Linked DNA regions of Mus musculus: region 2 is linked to region 1. A link is a loop called in an ENCODE intact Hi-C map of the cell type or tissue named here. Cell type or tissue: left cerebral cortex. All regions are shown on one strand. Links, peaks and the distances in the headings refer to the core of each region. The heading gives the core; the rest is flanking DNA. Region 1 holds the start of Gm24830 (a small nuclear RNA gene). Region 2 holds the start of n-TQctg3 (a tRNA gene).

Region 1 (8,333 bases), core at 324-8,323:
CACTGACTCCACTTCCAGAGGTCCTGAGTTCAATTCCCAGCAACCACATGGTGGCTCACAACCATCTGTAATGAGATTTGATGCCCTCTTCTGGTGTGTCTTAAGTCAGCTACAGTGTACTCATGTATATTAAATAAATAATTTCTTTAAAAAAAAAAAAAAAAAAAAACAAATACTCTGCCAGTTGTAGAAGTATTTCTGAGAGTCTGAGCCCTAGGCTTACAAATGCTATGCATCAGAGACTATAGTATATGTGCTTCTAAGCAATCAACCTTATAACATAACTTTCCATAAATGTGAAACCGATTTATTTTATTAAATAAAAAAAAAATCTTCACACTCCTGATAGTGTGGTAAACTACAAACTATAGAAATACATCCAGGAATGGCGTGGTTGTTTTTCTGTGAAGTGAGAAGGACCTCTCCCTGTCTGGTCATCAGATGACATCTCCAAGACATTTTGTACATTTGTGATTATTTCTCTGGTGACCTGGTCAACCAGGGCTAGAGGGGCCGGTCAGAATGACTTCTTAAAGAGCTCTGTGCCCAGCATCTTCCCCCAAGGAGAAAAACCTCGCTCGCTGACCCCTGATGTTTGTGCCTCCTCTCTGTCTGCTGTGGGCAACAGGAGAGAATTAGTAGAATGTACCCTGTTCTTCAGTATTTTCCAGAAGGATGGAGCAGACTTCCACCTAGCTACATGTTGATCAATCAATATGTAATTTAAGATATTGGTTCACATCATTGTGGCAAATCAAAAGTTAAAGGTATGAATCCCAGCAAATGAGTCCTGTAAGAATTTTGGTTTAGGTAGGTCTTCTAGAACAAGTAACGTAGTGTTATAATTATCTTATATAATAAATACAATTGACTCCCTCTTTGGGAAGGTCCACCTGTTTTTATTAAGTCCTTCAGCTGATTGGATAAAACCCATTCACATTCTGCTTCACTTAGCATTTACCAATGTAAAAGCTGATCTCATTTCAAATACACTCTTGCCTAGTCTACATAGTAAGTTCAGGATGGCCAGGACTATGTAGAGGACCCCTGTCTTAAAAACAAACAAGAGCCGGGCGTGGTGGCGCACGCCTTTAATCCCAGCACTTGGGAGGCAGAGGAATGTGGATCTCTGAGTTCGAGGCCAGCCTGGTCTACAAAGTGAGTTCCAGGACAGCCAGGGCTATACAGAGAAACCCTGTCTCGAAAAAACAAACAAACAAACAAAAACAAAACAAAAAACAAACAAACCTAAGGAAGTAATTTAATTGAATATACCTTTGCCAAAACATCTAGCATCATGCTGGACCAAAAATGTTTATACGATGACCTAGACAGTCTAGCTGGCTATGATATTGTCTTTATGTTATCCCTCAATTGGAGGGAGTGCTGTTTCTATATGAATTCTCTATCTGAGACAGATGATAGTCAATAGACTCCCACACCTTTTGACACCCTGTGCAGAAACAGCCACACCAAATTTATTCCTTTATCTGTTGATTATTTGAGTTCATTTTCATTACTTTTTTTTTTGGAGTCAAGGTTTCTCTTTGTAACCCTGACTGTCCTAAAACTCACTCTATAGACCAGACTGGTCTTAAACGAAGAGATTCTCCTGTCTCTGCCTCCTGAGTGCTGGGATCAAAGGTGTGCACCACCCCTCTCCCCAAGCCTTTGGGTTTTCAACTCTAAGAGCAGTTATTAGACAATGACTTTTTATCTCTACCTGTATACTGCAGATTCTTTTTCTCCCATCAGTGGTGTACATACGGATTTCTGGTTTGATTTTATGAAATGAACATCTAGGGATGCTCTTTCTGCTGAGCAGTGGCTAGCAGTGTTCCTTTCTCTGTTAGGTGACACATGACAGCTAAAGGCAATCTATGGGTCTGTTTGGATTGGCAGTTGATTTGTTCTGAGGTATTTGTTAAGTTTTGATTTTGGTATTTCCTGGTATTTGACTCTGTTGTGTAGAAAGAAAAGTGATTCACATTTTATCTGATAAAAATTCTAGGGGCCCATTAGGTGTCATTCATATATATATATATAACACGAACACTCTCCAGTCACACTCTTCTCCCTTAAGAAGACTAGCTTCAATACAGCCCTCTACCTGAAGGTGATCTTAGAGGGGAGAGTGCCCCTGGCTTCCAATAGCTACTACACTAGTACAGTGAAGTTCCCAAGTGTTTGAATAACTTTACAATAGTTTAAAGTGGGCTGCAGGAAGGAGGGAAGAGAGACTCTGTCACTATATGGCAGTGAGTGAATATAAGGTCTGCCTCAGGCATTCCCCAGAGAATAAAATGAGAGCTTCTGGCAGCTATGGAAGGAGCAAAGAATTAACAAGCATTTGTTATTTAATTACAATTCGTTAATTTGTTAATTAATTACAATTTGAGCAAAGGTTTAGTTACTAGTACAATTAGTTCTCTCAAAGTACTTATTAATTTTAAGGGGTTTTGTTGGAGGAATATAAATTAGTTTCTGAGTGAAGATAGCTTACTTTTAAAAGTTTTTTCATGACCTGGCAGACCTATTGCTTCCAGGTTTTTCATAGCGGGGCAGAGGCACTGCTTAGAGGGGAGGTGTGTCAGAACAAGACTTTATTCCATGATGTGGAAGCAAAAAAGAGAGAAAAAGAATGAGGTTGAGATCCAGTGTTCCCATCAAGGGGTGGATCTCCAGTGGCCTCATCTCCATTTACCTCTCCCATAAACCAAAGCTAGAGACTAAGACCAAGACTGATTTTGGAGGTAGGGCTTCTCTATGTACCTCTGTCTGTCCTGGAACTCATATCACCATGCCTGCCTGAGACTAAGACTTTTTAACATGGAGCCTTTGAGAGACACTTAAGGTTTGAACTACCATGAGTAATCAAACCACTTTCTGATGATCACAGAATCAGTAGCCGCCTGGACCATGGACACAGCCACCTAGGCAGCAGTCTAATGTCTAAAATAGAAAGTAGTTTCTCTTTCTTGCTATGCTGAGAATAAAACCCAGAGCTTTGTACTTAACAAGTAGCCTGTGGTGGTTTGAATGGGTATGGCCCCCATAGTTTCACGTGTTTGAATGCTTGGCCCATAGGGAGAGGTCTCATTGGAGTAGGTGTGGCCTTGTTGGAGGAAGTGTGTCACTGTGGAGGTAGGCTTTGAGATCTTTGGTCAAGCTCTGCCCAGTGTGACACACAGTCTCCTTCTGCTGCCTGTGGATCAAGACGTAGAGCTCTCAGCTCCTTCTCCAGCACCATGTCTGCCTGCACACCAGCATGCTTCCTGCCATGATGATAATGGACTAAACCTCTGAAATTGTGAGCCAGCCTTAATTAAGTGCTTTCTTTTATCAGAGTCTCTGTGGTCAGGATGTCTCATCATGGCAATGGAAACCCTAAGGCATACCCTACCCACCATCTCACTCTGGAATCCAAGCAACCTCAAACTCATAGACTTACTGCCTTCACTTCAGAAGGCTGAGATTAGAGTGTGCACCTCGATGCTTAGCTTCTCTTCAGAACCTAATGTGGGCCAGTCCCCCTTCAACCGTGTACAATAAACGGGCTAAGTTTCCAGGCTTCTGGCATGTCTCCACCAGCACCCTGCCCATCTGATCCCAGCTCTTCTGTATGCCTGTCTGTCATTTCTTTGATCCCAAAGCTGTGCTGATTGCAGTAGTGGGCCAGGCTGACCTCAAACTCAAAGATCTGTATGCCTCTGCCTCCCGAGTGCTGGGAAGACCTGCACCACCACACTCAGCTCTATCCATAACTCTTCATTTCACCAGTTTTTAGTGTACTAGAATTTCTGCTCTGGTTCATAATTCTTTTTCATATTTATTTTTACTATTTATTTGTGAGTGTCTGTTAGGTGCACATGCCTGCAAGTTCCCACGGAGGACTGGTGCTGGGTCCTCTGGAGCTGTGGGTGTAAGTGCTGGGCACTGAACTAAACTCTGGTCCTCTGCAAGAGCAGCAAGCACTCTTAACAACTGTGCCACCTGTTTGGCCCCAGCTTATTCTGAAAGAACGTAATAGATCTCTCGCTCTTTTCCCCTAAATAACAAAACAGCTCAAGTATTAAGACACTCCACAGGTTATCTCATCAAGCAATAGTAAAATTGTCTAAGTGAAGTTGCCCTTTACTGGTTAACTGAATGCTAATTCTATTTAGATGGTTTATAAAATAAAATAAAATAAAATAAAATAAAATAAAATAAAATAAAATAAAATAAAAAAAGCAAGAGTGCTCTGTCGGCAGGTACCCATGCATGCCAGAAGAGGGCATCAGATCCATTTGTCAGGAGCATGTCTTTGCTGGTTCTCTGAGCAGATGTTCTATAACCGCTTTGCCATCCCACCAGCATTTGTTTAGTAGTTAACTGTGCAAACGAAAGGACTTAATTGGATCAACTAGTTAATCAAAAGCTCCTTGGGCACGGACGTGGTCTCCCATGCCTTTAATCCCAGAACTAGGCGGGCAGAGGGAAGAGAATCTTTTGAGTTAGAGAGAGCAGCCTGGTCTACAGAGGCAGTTCCAGGACAGCCAGGGCTACCTAGAGAAACCTTGACTTCAAAAACAAAACAAACAAATAAACAAAAGCCTGGTGTGGAGGCGCACACCTTTAATTGCACCACTGGAGAAGCAGAGGCAGGAGAATCAAGGCCAGAGTTCAAGGCCAGACTGGTCTATATAATGAACTCCAGCATGGGGGGCGGGGGGGGGGGGGATGTTGAGAGACCCTGGGGGAGGGGGAGGGGGAGGGGGAGAGGGAGGCGCTCCAGAGAGGGCTTATTGGGTGCCCAGGTCCAGGAACCCAGACTTGGGTAACCCCACATACCAATGTCCCTACCCAGTGTCAGTATCGTGATGTTTCTGTAGAAGAAAACCCAGAAAATAACAGGTAAATACATCAAGAGCCTTTTAAAGTACAGCGGCGGAGACCCGCGGCAGGCAGGCAGGTTGGAGCGGCGCAGGGAGACCCCTGCGGTAGGGCTGGCTCCTGTGCTGCCCGACTCCTGTGCTCCGACTTGGAGAAGACGGGCGTCCGTTCGTCCATACCCAAAAGAGTCGGCCACAAGGATGTTGGCACCTGGGGGTGGGCCACGAGCGGCCAGTTAGGGGTAAGAGACGGTGCAAGGTGACTTGTCCCTGGTCCTTCACCGCTCCAGCACTGCGCAAGTGAGAAAGTCCAACAGGCCCCGGGATCGGGCGGCGAAAGGAAGGGGCGTGATGTCACTCCTGGGTGGCTGACGGGGCGGGGTGTATGCAGATGAGGGTCGCGCAGGGGCTGCGGCGTCCGCAGCGGCCGGGGAAACGCGAGAGATTTCTCGCGCGGCGTAGGAGAGAACGCGGGTCGCCAGATATCAGCGGAGCGCCGAGACGGCATGTGCGACGAGGGAGACCCGAGATAGGGCGGGGCTAAGTGACCGTGTGTTAAGAGTGCAGGGGCGGCGGGTGTGAGCCGGGGCCGGGCGCTAGGAGAGCATACTTACCTGGCAGGGGAGATACCATGATCACGAAGGTGGTTTTCCCAGGGCGAGGCTCACCCATTGCACTTTGGGGTGTGCTGACCCCTGCGATTTCCCCAAATGCGGGAAACTCGACTGCATAATTTGTGGTAGTGGGGGAGCTGCGTTCGCGCGCTCCCCTGGTATTTGGTAGTCTAAAAGTAAGGTACTTAATTCTCCTTTTGCATACATATACTATGTCCCTTGTGTTTTGAGAACTCTGGGGCTTGGCTTGCAACTTGAGTAATTTTGTTTATACTTATTTCAACTTAAAAGAAACACGCAATCCTAGATACTTCCTCCTCTCAGCTCTTGATATACATAAGTATACTGTAGCTGAGTCAGATCTCATTAAGAACTTGCTGAGATTTGAACTCAGGAGCTTGCCGTCAGTGTTCTTAACCGCCGAGCCACCTTACCTGCATGCATCCTTCTTTTCAAGCAAGCTTTTGTTAACAAAATGCCTCACCTGCCGACCAGGCTATATCAGATCTTAGAGGAGGGACTAGAAAAGGGGAATGACGGAGTCTGCGACTCAGTCTGAGGAAGGAGTTTCTCCCATGTTTTTCTTATAACAGGCAAGATGGCGGTCGCACACTTGTTTTTTGTTTTTTGGAAACAGGGTTTCTCTGTGTAGCCTTGGCTATCCCGAAACTCTGTAGACCTTCTGTCCTCAAACTCACAGAGGGTTTGCTAACTTTAGGCTGTGACTATCTGGAGGTGAGGGGGAAGAACGCTATGATGGGCATTTTCTGCACCCACTATAACATGTGCACTCGATTCCCTGAGGAGGGAAGGCCGAACGTCAGGACTTCACTCATTCAGAGTTTCCTCTGATCCCACAACTCGCTCTGTGTTTTCTCTAAGTTAACAGGGTGAGCTGTATATCACATGTACTCTTGGCAACTTCTTCCATTTTTAGTAAGTATTATGTGCGGCAAAGAGGAAGATGATCTCTCAGAGACTGGTGGGAATGGAGGTGGACACACACATTTATTGAGTGCTATATTTCCATCAAACTTAAAGCAAATTTTCATATCACAACTTCGAGTAATTTAATTCTGTAGCTGACATTTTACTAATGATAACAGAATATAAACAGCTTAAGTAAATTGCCAGCTACTGTGTAGTTTGTTAGTGCAGAATCAAGATTTAGGTCCAGAACTGTATCCCTGACCCCTCCCATATCCCCCCACTGGCCTTGTAGCCCAAGGATGGATTGATCTCCTGATATCCTGATTCAGAAGAACACCACCACATCCAGCTTTAAGATTGGCATTTATTTCTATCTCTAGGAAAGGGCTTAGCGAGTAAAATCCATTAAATTAGTTTTCGTTTTTTCAACAAATACATATAAATACATGTGGAATGTTTTATGTGGCAGACATGTGTAGTCATTTATAGGTAAATAAGGCGATCCTTTTCAAGCAAAGATACTCAACACTATGTAAACATCTCACTTAAGAGCATTTGTCTCCGGGTGTGGTGGCGCACGCCTTTAATCCCAGCACTCGGGAGGCAGAGGCAGGTGGATTTCTGAGTCCGAGGCCAGCCTGGTCCTCAAAGTGAGTTCCAGGACAGCCAGGGATATACAGAGAAACCCTGTCTCGAAAAAACAAAAAAGAGCATTTGAAATTGGTATGTGTTATTCATTACCTGAAAACTAAGACTAAATAATAAACCCAAATAATGATATCCAGGATAATGGCTAAGTGCACCAAAGCTCAGAATCGATCTCACAGGCACACCAACCAGACACACGCCCTTAACAAAGAACATTACTATGTCTAGAGTGTCCACAAGTGGCAGAGGTTGTTACTTTGTCAGGGACACATCTCACAACTGACCTCTAAGGTCACAACACAGAAGAGACACTAACAATGCAGGGAGAGACCTGGGTGAGGAGGAGGGGAGACCTTGGAGACCTCAGAAACCCTTAAAGGAGTCTGAAGGATGAAGGATCTTAGACAACCTGGATAGGTGCAGCAAGGTTTGACTCCGAGAGCCTGACTGATCTCCAAGCCTTATGCACGATGCACCTGCACTCTTCCAGTCCTGGCCACTCATTTTTCTTGCGGTCCTGTGAAAAATCCAAGAAGACACCTCTGTTTTCCTCCAATCCTTTTCTTTCAATTGTCTATCAACTTTTGTCTACACAATGCCCCCTTTCGTGAACTCTTTAATTTTGAGCAAAGGCTGGAAGAGGCACTGGAGATCTGTTTAACACCAGACTCTAGATTTACCCTGGAGGTCGCTGAATTGTCCTATTGTTACCTGTTTCCTTTGATCTTGTGGGTCTGTTGTCTAGAACCAGGCAGAGGTTGGATGGGGTACCATTTGAGCGGCTCCTGTCTGAGGCAGAACTGCAGACTGCCGCCATTCCAGCCTGCAGGGCCTCTTGCCAAGTCTCTATGGAATCTGCAGGGTGGCCGAGGCAAGTAGGCGCACCTGACTCTGTGGTCTTTGGGCGCCCATTGCCCTTCCTGCTTCTGTACCAGAATGGACATCTGCCCCCTTTGTCTTGTCTTTCTTGTACTCCCCAAAAGATCTAGATGCGACTGATGGTCTAGATGGGTGTGGGAAGATAGACTGTGAAAGATGGGAGAGAAAAGTCAACATTTCACCATTTAAAGCTACCAGGAAGTCTCTGGCTACGGAGGATGACAGGTGGGGTCTCTCCCAAGGAAAACAGGATTGGAGAATGTCGCGTCCGCTCTCGACCAGCAAGAACGACATGACCACCAGTCCTTCTAACAGTAGTTTATTCAGTCCTGATTCTTCTTGTTTATATCTCCCCCGAACCCTGGGCCTCTCACTCCTTTTATACTCT
Region 2 (8,333 bases), core at 168-8,167, 150 kb after region 1:
TGGGCCCCGCAAGCCTCGAGTCCACTTCTCAAGCTCGTGGGAATGGAATGAACCCCCTGCGTCCCACCGCCACCGGGAGATCCCAGGGATCCAACAGGGCTCTGCGAAGAAGCCCAAGTGCGCTTTAGGGTCGGGTACTTTGCAGACCACGAGTACGGACGCGCGAGGGACTGGTCACGCTGGGCGTGTGCTGGAGCCTCTGCGCAGTGCGCGTGGGGCAGGCGGGCAGTGCGGTGCGGGTGCTCAGGGAGGCGAGACGGGAGGGGCGGGGAACGGTGGACAGGGCAGAGCATCAGTCGCGGCTGTAGGAGGTGAAGGAATGTTTTTTGTTTTTGTTTTTTAGTGGGGCATAGAATGGGAGGAAGAGGAGGACAGGGGAGTCTGCATGGGGAAGGAGCGACGACCTTTACCTGTCTGAATTTTTAAAGGCAGCCACCGACTGTTACACTTAACCTTTGACTGACTGTAAAAAAGCCGCGTCTTTGTGGGTGTTTCGGTAGCTCGCGGTGATCGCTCAGTTGCTAGCTAGTACTCTGCTTTGTGGCCACAGTAATGTGGATTCGAGTCCAAGCCAAGTTAAGTAGTTTCTGTGTGGTTAAACAGGCCATCTCTGTCCACTCTTCTCACCACCTGGCGCTGGACTAAGACCACAGTGCATGTGGCTGAGTTGAAAAGACAACTGAGGCCCTGCAACTGCCTTGGCCTTTTCTGAGAGAAGTGTTAAGAACCAAGAAAGGAGGGACTGCCTTACAGCCATCCTCACTGAGGTCTTGCTTAGCAGCCTGACCATTGTTCTTTTCTGTCTTGGATATTTTTAAATACTGGGTTTTCCTTCTTAAGACAAATCACAAATAAGATGAAACTTTCTACGTCAATTGAGTATTTTGGAAAACTTTCAATACAGGTAATAAAATTAAGCCGGACATTGTGGCTGATACCTGTAACTCCAATACTTGGGAGGCTGAGGCTGATGCTTATGTGAAGTTCCAAGCCAGCCTGAGATACATAGTGAAACCCTGCTCCTCCCCCTGAAAAATTCCAAAAAGGAAAGAGAATGGCATGTCCAGGTTGTTCCCCCCCCCCCCCCGGTAAATCGAGCAGAATTGTATGACTATCTGGTGCTTTGCTGGTGAGTTGGACACAAAGAATTGCCCCCTTTTTCCTTCCCTATTGTGATAAATACCCTGGCAAGGTCCATTTAAGTGAGAAAAAGTTAATTTTAGTTCACAGATCCAGGTTACAGTCCATTGTTTTGTGCAAGTCACAGTGGTTGGAACTTGAGGCAACTAATCACTTTGCATCCTTAGTAAAGAAAGAGGAACCAATCAATGGACGAATGCTAGATCTCTCTCTCCACTTTCATCCAGTTCAGGACACTGCTAAAGAATGATGATGCCACACAGTGGGCAGGTCTTCGACTCTCAATCTAATCAGGATAATCCCCACAAACATGCTCACAGGCCAGTCTGATCCAGCTGAGACCGTCATTCTGTAGCCCTGACATTTGGGGCTACAGAAGACCTTCCCCATATTTTGCTGTTACCGCCTCTCTGATGGACCCACCAGTGTTTTTGACTTGTGCCTTAGTTTGTTCTGTAAAAGTATAAAACTTCATGAAACTGCTTCCTTGTTGGAACGTGGAATTTGGAACTGTGAGCTCCTCTAAGTCTAGCAGCTGAGAGACATAGGTAGGCAGGTCAGAGCAAGGGCAATTCACCTCTCTTTATGGAGGATGCCTGAAGAACCGGACCACAATACCAGGGGACTCCAGGCAAAAGAGCACAAGAGTGTAAACTGAATCTCCAGGCTCCTTTTAATTTTAATTTTTTTTTATTTTTACAGCCCGTTTGATGTTGTGTTCGGCCAGCAGACCACAACCTGGGTTCTAGCCTGGAAAGGCATTTTGGAAACCTGGAAGAGAAGAGGGGCTAGGTGGCGAGAGAAAAGAATGTAGCCAAGACAGTTACTCTGATCAAGGCTCAAATTTTATTGTTGCGACGACACTAGTTATGAAGGAAGGGGGAGGGGACCCGATTCCCGCCGAATAATCTCTGGTCCAGTAGAAAGGTGCACGTGTGTGGCTCCGCAGGTTCCAGCAGTGGGCGTGGCAGAACGAATGAGCAGGAAGCTCCACCCCTGAGCAAGCAGGTTTCAGGCTAGGGGAGGGGAGACTACAGTTTGATAGCAGTTCAACAAAGAAGCTCGATTCCCAGGCAGCAATGTTCAAGGTTACACAAAGCACAACAGTGTTATAAAAAAATATCAGACATTGAAGACAAGGGAGCATCATATAACACAACAGTGTTATATGTCTACAGAAAGTATTGGACATTGGAGACACGGGAGCATCATATAGCACAAGAGTGCTATATGTCTACAGAAAGTATCAGACATTGGAGACACGGGAGCATCATTTGACCTATATTTTAGAAATTGAAGAAGAGGGCCAGGTGTGGTGGTGCATTTCTTTAATCCCAGCTCTGGTGAAGGCAAGTGGATCTCTTTAAATTGGATGTCAGCCTGGTCTATAACTCAAGTCCAGGACAGCGAGGGCTCTGTTACACAGAGAGACCCTCTCTGAAACTCCCCTAGCCCACCCAAAAAAGAAAGAGAAAAAAAGAAACTGAGGGAGGCCTCGGGCATTCTTGTGTTTCTTTCCATACTGGTTTACATTCTAAGTCCCCGCGTGGTCTCTCAGGGCAGGGTTTCACTGCAGCTGTCCCTGAACTGGCTCTATAGAGCAGCTGGCCTCACCTTCGCCTCCTGAGTGCTGGGATTAAGGCTGAGCACCAACCCCTTCTGGAATCCTCTAAATTCCCTTCTTGAGGTAGATCAGTATCAGATGACCCTATGTCTGTCACAAGTTCATTATAGCCTCATTCCACCTTCATCTTCTACCATAAAGTGAAAGTCAGCCGAGCTGGGAGGCCCCGTGAAGCCAAAAGGAAGCAGTGACAAACTTAATAGCAAAAGTTTTTTGTTTTGTTTTGTTTTGTTTTTATGTTTCTTGCTCTTTTGTAACTCTACACCCTTGGCCTTGAACTCACAGGTATCCACCTGTCTCTACTGGAGTGCTGGGATTCAAGGTGTGCACTACCATAGGTGGGAAAAATGAATGTTTATTTAATTATTCTGATGTGGGTAATTTAGAGTTTTTTGCTCAGTCTCAAACAAAGCCGCCACATGGGGACAGGGACAGGTGCTGAGGCATAAATTTTAGTCATTTTCCCACAAACAAGTGTTATTTTTGAAGGGTGGTGTCGAGTTAGGGTTTCTCTGTGTAGTTCTCGTTGTCCTGGAACTCATTGTGTAGATCGGGCTAGCCTCCAATTCAGAGATCTGTCTCCCTCTGCGTCTGCTGGCATTAAAGGCTCCACTCCACTCCTCCATAACACCTCCCTCCCATTTTTGAAAATAAAGATTTTTTTTTCTCCTGGAGATGCTGTCTGGCTAAGAATGCCTTGAAGTGTGGAGTTAAACTTGGCAAACGAAAGCCTAGTGAGCAAAATTAATCACTTCACCAGTCAGAAAAGGACCAATCTCCAGCTAGCTACCTCTCACCCTGACCCACCTTGTAGCTGTTTGTTTTGCTGCTCAGAGAGTTTCCTCCGTTGCTCTGCCAGCCAGTGTAGGATGGGCATGTAAGAGTGAGTCCAGTCCCACAAAGCGCTCCAAGAGATATGTATTAAAATATTAATATTTAATATTAATATTTCTGGTCACTCCTACACCCTCAGCCCCCCCCCCCTGTGCTTTTGTGTTCTGAGACCTCGTCTCTCATTATGTAGCACTGGCTAGCCTGGCACTTAAAGATATATAGATATAGATATAGATATAGATATAGATATAGATATAGATATATAGATATATAGATATATAGATATACACCTGCCTCTGCCTCTCAGGTGTTGGAATTAAAGGAGCAGGCCCAGGTTATTGCTTCTAATTAAAAAAAAATATATATATATATGTATTGTAAGAAACACAAAACCTACCAAAGATACACAAATGTGTCTGTCCGAGGAGAACTATGAAGGGCCCTTCACATCCCCCCTCCCTCCTACTCCACGGCTGACCCACTTTATCAATTACCAGAAGTAAAGGTGGACTAGAGTGGCTGCTCATAAGGCAGGAATTTCTAAATCCTAATCTTGGTGTTCCCCGGGGGTGAAGTGGGAGGGAGTAAGGCAAAGCTCAAAACGAGAACACTATCACCGTTTGTTGGAGAAATTTCACATCTGGTCAGGATTGAATGGTAATCTGAGGATGATGGTAAGCTGGAAGGGCTCTTTCTCAGCTCTAAATTGAGTAAACTTGACCTCATTTTAGTATGTACAGAGGAAAAACACAGTAGGACAGCAGGAAAAGTTAGATGGTAGTCAATCCCACAGTCCTAAGTGTATATAAAACACACATTGCATATGGGTTCCATGGTGTAATGGTTAGCACTCTGGACTCTGAATCCAGCGATCCGAGTTCAAATCTCGGTGGGACCTTTTCTGTTTACCCTGAGGCAAAGACTTGTTTTAAGTGAGATTTCAGCCCTACATCTGAGGTATGAGCCTGAGAATAGGATAAGTGGGTGTAGAGGGCAACTCCTTGCTTGGGACTCCCCATACTACCTGTCTCCAAGCTCCTAACCTAATTGGACACTTAACAGGTAAACTGTACCAGCAAGTCTTGGGTACCTGTGAGAACGTTTTGTAGAGCAGATGCCGCCTGCCTGGAAGGCTCGCCGCTAGAGTGCATCTTCATCCTGCCGCAATGGCTTTGGTTTAGGCTCAGGGAGAGGGCCAGAAGTCTCTGAGGAGTAGACTCCTTGATGCTTCCCTGGCATGGTAGGACCCCCGATATGGGGACCACCACTCTAGTCCAGGGATAGGGTGCACCCAGGAACACACAAGAATCCTTCTTGTTGTAATACACACGAGGCTTTAGCTCTGGGCCGACATGTACCTCACACAGGAGGCAGGGGAGTCGACCCCGAGTCTCCAGAGCTAGGGGTTTTTATAAAAGAAAAAGGGATAGGGGTGCGAGGAATTTCAACAAAGGTATGGGATTGGCTCATTCAAACATTAACAGTAAGATTACATGTCAGCCAAAGGGCATCAGGACTTTGTTCCTGTGGGCTGGGGGCTTATCTTTGTTCACGTAGCAACCAGTTGATGTATGACTTTACCCCAGAGCCAAGGGGCAGTAGACAGAGGGGAGGTTCCGACCAGATGGTGTCAACTCAGACAAGATAGCCTTGCCTGCGTCCTTGCATTCTTTTTCATCTTTACAGTCAAGAGCCCTGCCCTGGCACCTGGGCTCCTAGACAACTCTTTTACATGAATCACAAGTTACAAAATCTCATTTTCCTTCAGCATGTCCTAGAGAGGAAATCCACAAGCTCCAAGTTCCCTCTGCAGGCCATTCTCAGAGCCTTGTGTGGAGAATGAGAGAACCAAGGAAAAGCAAGAGATAAGATATATACCAAACACCATGCTGACCGCATCCATGGATACTGGAATTTCTTAGGGGACACATTGAAATGTTCAAAGGACTGCGTTTTTCATAATAAACGTTGGACACATAAACTTGAGAGAAAAAAGTGTATACAAACCCGCATTTTTTTTTTTTTTGATTAGATGTAAGCATCTGCAGTTAACCTTCACAGTCACTTGTATCATTGTTTTGGATTCTGGGGTTTACATCTTAGGTGTGATGGGTTTGGGACACACTGGCCCTAAACACGGCACCTTGGTACATTAATCATGGTAAGCAGAAGGTGGAAGGACATTTACTTCTCCCCAACCATTCTCCCCAGAAGCAGGCGCCAAGACCCTCTTTATTCCTGGGAGAGCAAAACCTTCCATAGTGGAGCTACTCTGACTAAGAGACAAATTTAAAGGGGAAGTAAACAACAGCTGTTCTAAGGGGAAGTGCAGACACAGGATGCTTTTATAAAGGGAGATGATGTGAAACACTGTATCCTGCAAGGAAGCTCAAGGAGTAAACAACTCAATAGCTTCAGGAAGTCCCTGAAACTGACCAGATTCTCTAGGGCCCTGCCTCCACAAGCACACATACACACAAGCCTTGAAGATTGAAGAGATGCTCTCGGACCACCCGAGCTGCCTGGGAAGCAAGCTGTCTACCTGCTGAGCTACCTGCAGGTTGTGCAGTGCACTCCAGGCTTTCAGTGTTTGTGAACTGCCATCCATGCTATGGTGATTGATGCAGCTTTCTTTGAGTTGTTTCTGCTTTTGCAAGTAACCCCAGCAAAATTTACTGGTTGGCCTGTGACCTTGGTGGTTTTCCTGCTTTGGTTTGTTCTCTGTTTCCTATCTGAGATAATTTACTGTGTGAGGGTGAGTTTACAGCTCTCTTAAGTTAGTGGTTCTACCCTTTAATACAGTTTCTCATGTTGTAGTGATTCCCAAACATAAAATTGGCTTGTTGCTACTTCATAACTGTAATTTTGCTACTGCTATGAATTGTAACGTAAATGTATGATGGGCAATTTATCATTCATATATGTGACTCCAAAAGGGTTGCGACCTAACCCCTTCACTAAGGGGCCTTCACTAAGATTCAGAGAGGGAGGCATCCTTACCACTGGAGAAAGAAACCCTGGAGGGAACAGGCAGCCTGGCTGAGTTTCCCTGAGTGTTAGCAGTGCGTCCCAGACCTCTGGCCCTGGCATTGCTTTTCCACAGCCTGCTCTTCCTCAGAGCCCATGTCTGAATCCTCTGGTCACCTGTCTCCTCCCTGAGATGGAGGCTCCTCAGTCACGAGGATGGACTTGGTGTTAGGTTGGAACTTTGCTCATTCCCGGTCCTTCTCCCACTCGAGGAAACCCCATCTCCCAACTTCACCCACACAGAGAAAACTCCCCCTCCCCCATGTGCTTGGAGTTTTACTCCGGGATAACACACAATCTCGCCCCTTGAGTTTCCAGAAACCCATTCAAGAGTGTCTGCCCAGGGGCCCAGTTTTTGACCATGTGTGGACACATTACAGCTCCTAGATACACATTGGCATCCTGCTCCCGGGACCCATAAAAACCCCTTGCTTTAGCCTGGATGTGTGACTCCACCTGTGAGATCAATGAGCCCACCTGAGAGCTGCCTCCTAGTAAACCTCCCTTTATCACTTTTAATCTGGTCTAATATGGCCTGCATCTGCATCAGCAAGGGAAAGAAAAAGGTCATCACTAAAGAGCACAGGGAAGAGTGAAGAGCAGGTTCCCTGAAGGTCCCTGAGGAGCAGACCTGCTGGGGGTTCCAGTTCTGCTGGAATTCCCTACCCAGGAATGGCTGCTGCACAGAGAACACAGGTGTCCTCTCTGTCACAGGGTCTGCAGCGTGGATAAGTACCGAGGATGTAACGTATATAGAATCAGATTTTTTTGTTGTTTTGTTTGTTTTTGTTGTTGTTGTTGTTGTTGTTTGGGTGTTTGTTTGTTTGGTTTTGGTTTTTTGAGACAGGGTTTCTCTGTGTAGCCCTGGCTGTCCTGGAACTAACTTTGTAGACCAGGCTGGCCTCGAACTCAGAAATCCGCCTGCCTCTGCTTCCCGAGTGCTGGGATTAAAGGCGTGCGCCACTGCCCGGCTACAATCAGTTTTAGAGTGCCTTGTCTCTGAGGTGTTGTGGCCCAAATAGGAAAGCTCCCACTCAGTGAGCCCAGGCAGTGTGCCAAGTGCCAGCCACCACCAAAGAGCTGTGTGTTCCTTCATCGCTCATTTGCTATTTACAACAGGTCTGTTTCATGGTAGCATGCTTTATTAAATGTGAGAGGAACAAAGAGAGACGGGCCCAAAGACACATCTCCACAGGTAGAGATATGTGCGACAAAAAAAGGGGTCCCTCGGCCACTCGTGGCTCGGGCTGCTGGGCGAGGCAGGACACGGGAAGTTTTGACTGTGCGCTGGGTGGGCGTCAGGCTGTGCAGGGGTAGGGAAGGCGCAGTCTGCGATTCCCTAGGCCTGTGCTCGACTAGGGACCAGGCTGTCCGTGCACAGCTCACAGAGATATCAAAGGTTAAGCGAATTGGATTGACACCTAAAAGCCGAGGAAGCCAATGTATAGAAGGCAGATGTGAGGCTGGGATGAAGTCACGGATGCATAGATGTTGAGTACAGTCAGAGGAGTGAAGCGCAGAGAGATTGAGCGAGATGGAGATTCAATAGGGACAGAGCAGGTACATCTGATGATGATGCTTTTAATATGTAAGTACACTGTAGCTGTCTTCAGACACTCCAGAAGAGGGCGCCAGATCTCGTTACGGATGGTTGTGAGCTACCATGTGGTTGTTGGGATTTGAACTCAGGTCCTTCAGGAGAGCAGTC

Evidence for each region. Hi-C counts contacts between places; a loop is a spot of excess contacts. Peaks named below come from ENCODE experiments on the same cell type or tissue, not always from the same donor. Only the 100,000 strongest peaks of a DNase experiment are listed, where the experiment ranks them.
Region 2: a loop joins it to region 1, with 2.0 times the contacts of the local background. A loop is called at or near these places in 1 of 42 quality-filtered maps.

What each region holds. Positions count from the first base shown.
Region 1 is chr3:96,322,945-96,331,277 of GRCm38, forward strand. It overlaps Gm24830 (a small nuclear RNA gene), which reads left to right and starts at 5,481; the gene lies at 5,481-5,646. In left cerebral cortex, for the core only: a CTCF peak has its summit at 4,262 (motif pointing right); a DNase peak (open chromatin) is centred at 4,356; H3K4me3 peaks cover 319 bases.
Region 2 is chr3:96,474,967-96,483,299 of GRCm38, forward strand. n-TQctg3 (a tRNA gene) reads left to right here and starts at 4,425; the gene lies at 4,425-4,496. In left cerebral cortex, for the core only: no CTCF peak of the experiment used is centred there; DNase peaks (open chromatin) are centred at 3,426 and 4,554.